2 separate regions of the Homo sapiens genome follow, and region 2 is linked to region 1. The links are chromatin contacts, found by Hi-C or POLR2A ChIA-PET in ENCODE. All regions are on one chromosome and are shown on one strand. Each heading gives the region's core, a stretch centred on a gene start or an enhancer-like site at or near the end of the contact. The rest is flanking DNA. Distances are from core to core; before and after follow the strand shown.

Region 1 (2,700 bases), core at 10-2,509:
ATCAGATCTAATGATCTTTACTTCGTTCCTGACATTTCCACTCTATCTCATATCCTAGTTACTTAGGAAAATCTTTACTTGGGCTAGTCTTAGCTTAAGATCTGCTCAAATAAAATCTAGTGTTCCAATCCCACACGCCATCTTGAATAAAAAAAAAAAAAAAAGACACCTCTTGGCCGGCTCATGAATTTAATGCTTTAAGTGATGCCGACTGTCACTTTCTAAACAGACTCGACAGCAGGTAAATCAAGAAACAACCAAGCGACCCAAGCAGGCAAACCCTGTATGTCCTTGTGACTACTCACCTTTGGAAAACACAGGGGTCTGCCCTGTGAGCTGCTCCAACACCTTGGCTGCTCGCGTCAGTCTGTCTCCACTCTCCCCAACACAGATGTTGAGACAGAGTTTGCGGATGCGAAGTTCCCGCATGGGGTTCTCCTTTTCACCTTGATCCTGCTGCAACAGGGAAGAGCAGCAGTCAATACACTCACAGCTGAGGGCCCTGAGTTTTACTACTTTCTATCTGCACAGCATTTTTATTTCTGCTCATCCCAAATCGTAACGAAGACCCTGAATGTTTAAAAGGTATAATGTTTAGGGGACATCAAGGGAAGAAGACAGCTCGGAACCTATCCTTCCTCCACGAACGGAACGGGTGAAGAGAAAACTCAGGACAGTTATTGAGTGTTAAAAGATACGGACACTGAGATCGAACCCTAAGAGGCTCAGGGTAACAAAGAGCGCCCCCATTGTAAGGCCAACTAAGGGGAGTGAGCGAAGAAACAGAACTTAATTGCTCAGTTAACAGGAAACACGTGGTTATGCGACGTCCAGCATCCTATTCGGAAGCTGTCTAAAGGCTGGCACCTTCCCTAAGCGGAGCAACCGACTAAGGTTTCCTAGCACCGAGCAAGTCTCAAGTCCCCGGGACCAGGAAAAGGCCCGGACCCCCCTGCCTCAGAACCCTCCATTCACCCCATCTGCCCCCGCTGCAGCCTCCTGACCGTGCTTCTGAGCACTCCGGGCAAGTGCCCGGAGCCGCTCCTAAAACGATGGCAGGGAAAGTGACAGAATTCAACCCTGCGTCCTTGGCTCGAACGGCTCTGCTAGTTTTGGGCCAGCAGGCATTGCGGGCTCCATATTCCTCGGGCTGCGGGCGAAGTAGCCCCCGCAGGCTCGGCCTGCCATGGATGGCGACGGATAAAGGAAAGCAAATCCAGGTCCCAGCTACTCACCGCCATGATGGAGAGCAGGAAGAGAAAGCGGAGCTTCCGGCCGAGGGCCTTATGGGCCAGGAGGCGGGCTCTTTTCCCAGGCTAACCACAGAGATGAAGACGAGGAAGAGAGGCGCATTTGGCAAAGCCCTGCAGCGTCGGCTTCTCCCTTGTGGGTAGTGCTAGCCACTGCAGGCGACGCTGGCTGAAGACCGGGATCTGGGTTTTCCAAAAATAGTTTTTGAAAGCTCCCGAATCAGCACGTCCTTGAGTTTCCGGACCTTGAGGACGTTCTCTCCTCCCAGTGTCACGAGCTGGTGGTCCTTGTGTGATGAGAACGCCAAAACTACATTAAATCAATCATGCAAATTATGACGCAAATTTATTCTGTAACAACGTAAACAAATATAATTTATTTATTTATTTATTTTTTGAGACGGAGCCTCGCTGTGTCACCCAGGTTGAAGTGCAGTGGCGCGATATCGGCTCACTGCAACCTCCGCCTCCCGGGTTCAAGCGATTCTCCTGCCTCAGCCTCCCAAGTAGCTGGGATTACAGGCACGCACCACCATACCGGTCTAATTTGTTTGTATTTTTAGTAGAGATGGGGTTTCACCATGTTGGTCGGGCTGGTATGGAACTCCTGACCTCAAATGATCCACCCGCCTTGGCCTCCCAAAGTGCTGGGATTACAGGCGTGAGCCACCACTCCGGGCACAAATAGAATTTATACAAACGGAAAGGAGTGGTGGTTTAAGAGTCCCGAGCTTGAAGACAGGCAGATGTGGTCCTGTCTCGACCAGCTAGTAGCTATGTGACCTTGGGCAAGTTACTACAGGGTGCGTATTCCTAACCTGAAAAGCCTGGGACCAGACGGTTTTTAGATTTGGGATTTTTCCGGATTATGGAATATTCGCATAAACATAATGAGATATCTTGGGGATGGAACCCAAGTCTGAATATGAAATTAATTTATGTTCCATATACACCTTATACACATAGTCTGAAGGTAATTTTATACAATATTTTAAGTAAGTTTGTGCATGAAACAAAGTTTGTGTACATTGAACCATCAGAAAGCAAAGGTGTCACTATCTCAGCCACCCTTGTGGACAATCTCTGGTTGGTTGGCCTAACCATTTTTCCAGACTGTAAATGTATATGCTATTGATAAGCAATACTTTCTTACGCTTATTCACATATAAGTACTTAACAGCGGCCGGGCGCGGTGGCTCACGCCTGTAATCCCAGCACTTTGGGAGACCGAGACGGGCGGATCGCGAGGTCAGGAAATCGAGACCATCCTGGCTAACACGGTGAAACTCCGTCTCTACTAAAAATACAAAAAAAAAAAAAAAAAAAAATTAGCCGGGCGTGGTGGCGGGCGCCTGTAGTCCCAGCTACTCTGGAGGCTGAGGCAGGAGAATGGCGTGAACCTGGGAGGCGGAGCTTTCAGTGAGCCGAGGTCGCGCCACTGCACTCCAGC
Region 2 (2,700 bases), core at 6-2,505, 99 kb after region 1:
AAAATGTGATCAATGTTATTATAGATATAGTCTCAGGCACAGTAGACAGTTTCCTGAGGTTGCCCCACTTACACCTCACAACAGTCCTTAATATAAAGTACACATTGTTATCCCCATTTCACTGATGAGCAAACTGAGGCTCAGAGAGGCAAATTCCCCTATCCGGGGTCATATAAACCCTGTCTATCTCTCTGTCTGTCTGTCTGTCTGCAGAGCTCATAGTCTGTTCTCATGAACAAATCCTGCTCCTCTAAAGTCCTGAACAAACATTGCTTCATTCAGTCAACGTGCATTTCTTGCATCCCTATTATGTGCCAAGCCCTGTCTTAGATATTCTTGGAGGTAGAGATGAATAGAACATGGCCTCTGCCCCCACCTCCAGCCAGCAAAGAGGTAGATTGGGGGACCTTGGGTCTCTACCCTGTGTCCTCTATGTGACACTGATGGAGGACCCTTGGGCACTGGCCCAGCCTTCCCCCTTCAAAATGCCCATGGGAAAGGCCGAGGGAGGGAGGCTGAGACAGCTTCAGGCCCCCGGGGCTGCCTTGTCCTCTCAGCCTGGCTCTGACTCACCACCCACACCTGGCAGTGGCCTCAGGCAGCTACGCTGGAAATAGATGGGGAGGGAGGGGACGTGACACCTGCACTCTTGGCTGCCATTCCCACCCTCCCTGCCAGGAAGCAGGGAAACATCAGCTAACAGAGCCCACCTGAAACTGCTGGGCTTGGGAATGCTCCTGGGAGTTGAAGCCCCCAGCCGACTGGAAAGGCTATCCCAAGAGCCATGAGGATTACAATAAAAATCACGATGATGTCTCGCTTTTCACAGTGCTTGGTGGTTCTTGAGCACTTGTTCTATGCCAGGCCCTGGTCCAAGTAAGTGCTTTGCATGTCTTAATTATCTTGCTGAAGTCTCACGGCTCCTCAGGAAGTTATACTGTGATTAAGCCCATTTTACAGATGAGAAACTTGAGATTCAGAGAAGCCAAATAACTTGCCTAAGGCCATGTATTAGGCAACGTGCGCCCATCCCAAGCTTCTCACCCAATCCCAGCTCACATGGCTCATTCCAGTTCACAGGTGTTAGCTGTGTTCCCATCTGCCCTGCCCAATCACCTTCCCTCTTTGACAAGGCAAGCTCACCCTTCTTACAACTCTGGGAAGCAGAAATCAAACTATTACCCTTCTCTTTCCTCCCTACCTATCTCAACCCCACCCAGCCTTCAGCCCAAGTCTGATCATGTTGCCTCCCTGTCTAAAACCTCTCCACTGCCCTTAAGGTAGTGTATTCAGCTGGGCATGGTGGCTCATGCCTGTAATTTCAGCACTCTGGGAGACTGAGGTGGGAGCATCACTTGAGGCCAGGAGTTGGATACCAGCCTAGATAACATAGTGAGGCCCCCATCTCTATAAAAATAATAAAATGATTAAAAAGATAAAATATATTCAGAGCCCTTCAAGAACTGGGCCCTGTCACTTTTCCAGCCTCATCACTCACCAGTCTCTGCCTGGGCAAGTCAGGACACCTCCCAGTCCTTGTTTTTCTGGTGGGGACGATGACACTTCCTCACAGTGAGGAGGATGGAGGGGGCAGATGTATGTGAAGTTCTTAGCAGGGCACTCACCATCTGTTTGGTGTTCAGTAAACCTTCATGTCCTGCTACTAGCTCTGAGCCAGAGGCTGGGGCAGAGTTAGTGATGTGTGAAACAGTCTATTCTCAGCCAGGCTGGGATCAAGGGCTTCATGGTGGGCCGGCCAAGAGCTATCAGTGTTACTGGAATTCATTATTTCAAGAAATGCTGAAAAGCTTCAGAGCAGCAGTAACAAACTAGAAAAAAAAAAAAGGCAAAGGAAACAAACTTTCACAACAGGCTTTTAAAAAAAATCTTTACCACAATGTAGAAGGTAGATATACCCACTCTACAGAAAGGAAAACTGAGGTCAAAAGGGTGACAATAGACGAAAGGTGTCAGGGACAAGGCCGGATCTGGAACCAGCTGTCAGGCTCCAAAGCCCATGTTCCTTCCTCTCCTGCACCCAGCCTCCCCAAGCCTGGAGGGTGGAAAGTGTTTGCTTAGGAGAGGAGGTACTAGTATATTGGGGAACGGGGGAAGAGGAGGATGAAGAGCTTGAATGGGGGCCCAGAGACAGGAACACAAGGCAGATGTGGGTGCAAGGGAGTGGAGATCAATAGCTGGGGTGAGGTCATCTATGACAAACAGAGATGCCTGGATTTGATCCTCTGAGACCTTTGAGCCCAAATCCTTCCTCCCCCTCCACTCCCCTTTCCAGATGGGGAAACCGAGGACCTGTGCCTTGCCCAGGCCTCCATAATGCCGAGGACAGTGAATGGCTGGAGGAGGCCTGAGGGACGAAAGGAGGAGGTCCCGGGTGGGCAGCAGCTGCCACCTCTCTCTGCCCGCCCTATGCCTCTCAGAACAGTGCCCCCACCCCCAGGCTTGGCCTGGTCGCCTGACTTACAGGTGGGAGTGACTCAGGCTGGGGGCCTGCCCTGGTAGCGCTGGCCCCTGGGCCACAACCGAGCTCTGGGCCTCTCAGCTGTGATGTCAGCGGGCTCTTCCTTCCTCCCGCATCTGCTTGAAAAGGTCACCTATTTTAAACTCTTTCTCACCCCACCCTGCCCTTCCCCCAAAAGAGGACGAGTTTTTCTAACCTGTGTCAACAGCTCAGTTCAATAT

The links. A loop is a pair of places that touch in the nucleus more often than their neighbours do. ChIA-PET counts read pairs that join two places held with the same protein, here RNA polymerase II (POLR2A). Pooled maps may share reads with other maps.
Region 2: a loop to region 1 is called in a pooled map, with 2.9 times the contacts of the local background. The contact joins the enhancer-like site here to the promoter of RPL11 in region 1. A Hi-C loop is called at or near these places in 2 of 50 pooled maps. POLR2A ChIA-PET finds 5 or more read pairs at or near these places in 13 of 52 experiments (A549, AG04450, BJ and 9 more).

What each region holds. Positions count from the first base shown.
Region 1 is chr1:23,690,365-23,693,064 of GRCh38, reverse strand. RPL11 (ribosomal protein L11) reads right to left here and starts at 1,259. Exons shown (of 6, transcript NM_000975.5): 1 at 1,236-1,259; 2 at 306-456. The coding sequence starts at 1,241. RefSeq lists an enhancer at 978-1,297.
Region 2 is chr1:23,591,611-23,594,310 of GRCh38, reverse strand. No RefSeq gene overlaps it. Among named protein-coding and RNA genes, the nearest start is that of ID3, 33 kb to the right of the region's middle. RefSeq lists enhancers at 69-839, 840-1,611, 1,335-1,614, 868-2,067. Within about 2 kb of position 1,255, at least 12 of the 41 ENCODE cell types and tissues checked have a DNase peak (open chromatin) inside an H3K27ac peak, as active enhancers do; they include OCI-LY7, where a contact is called at or near this core.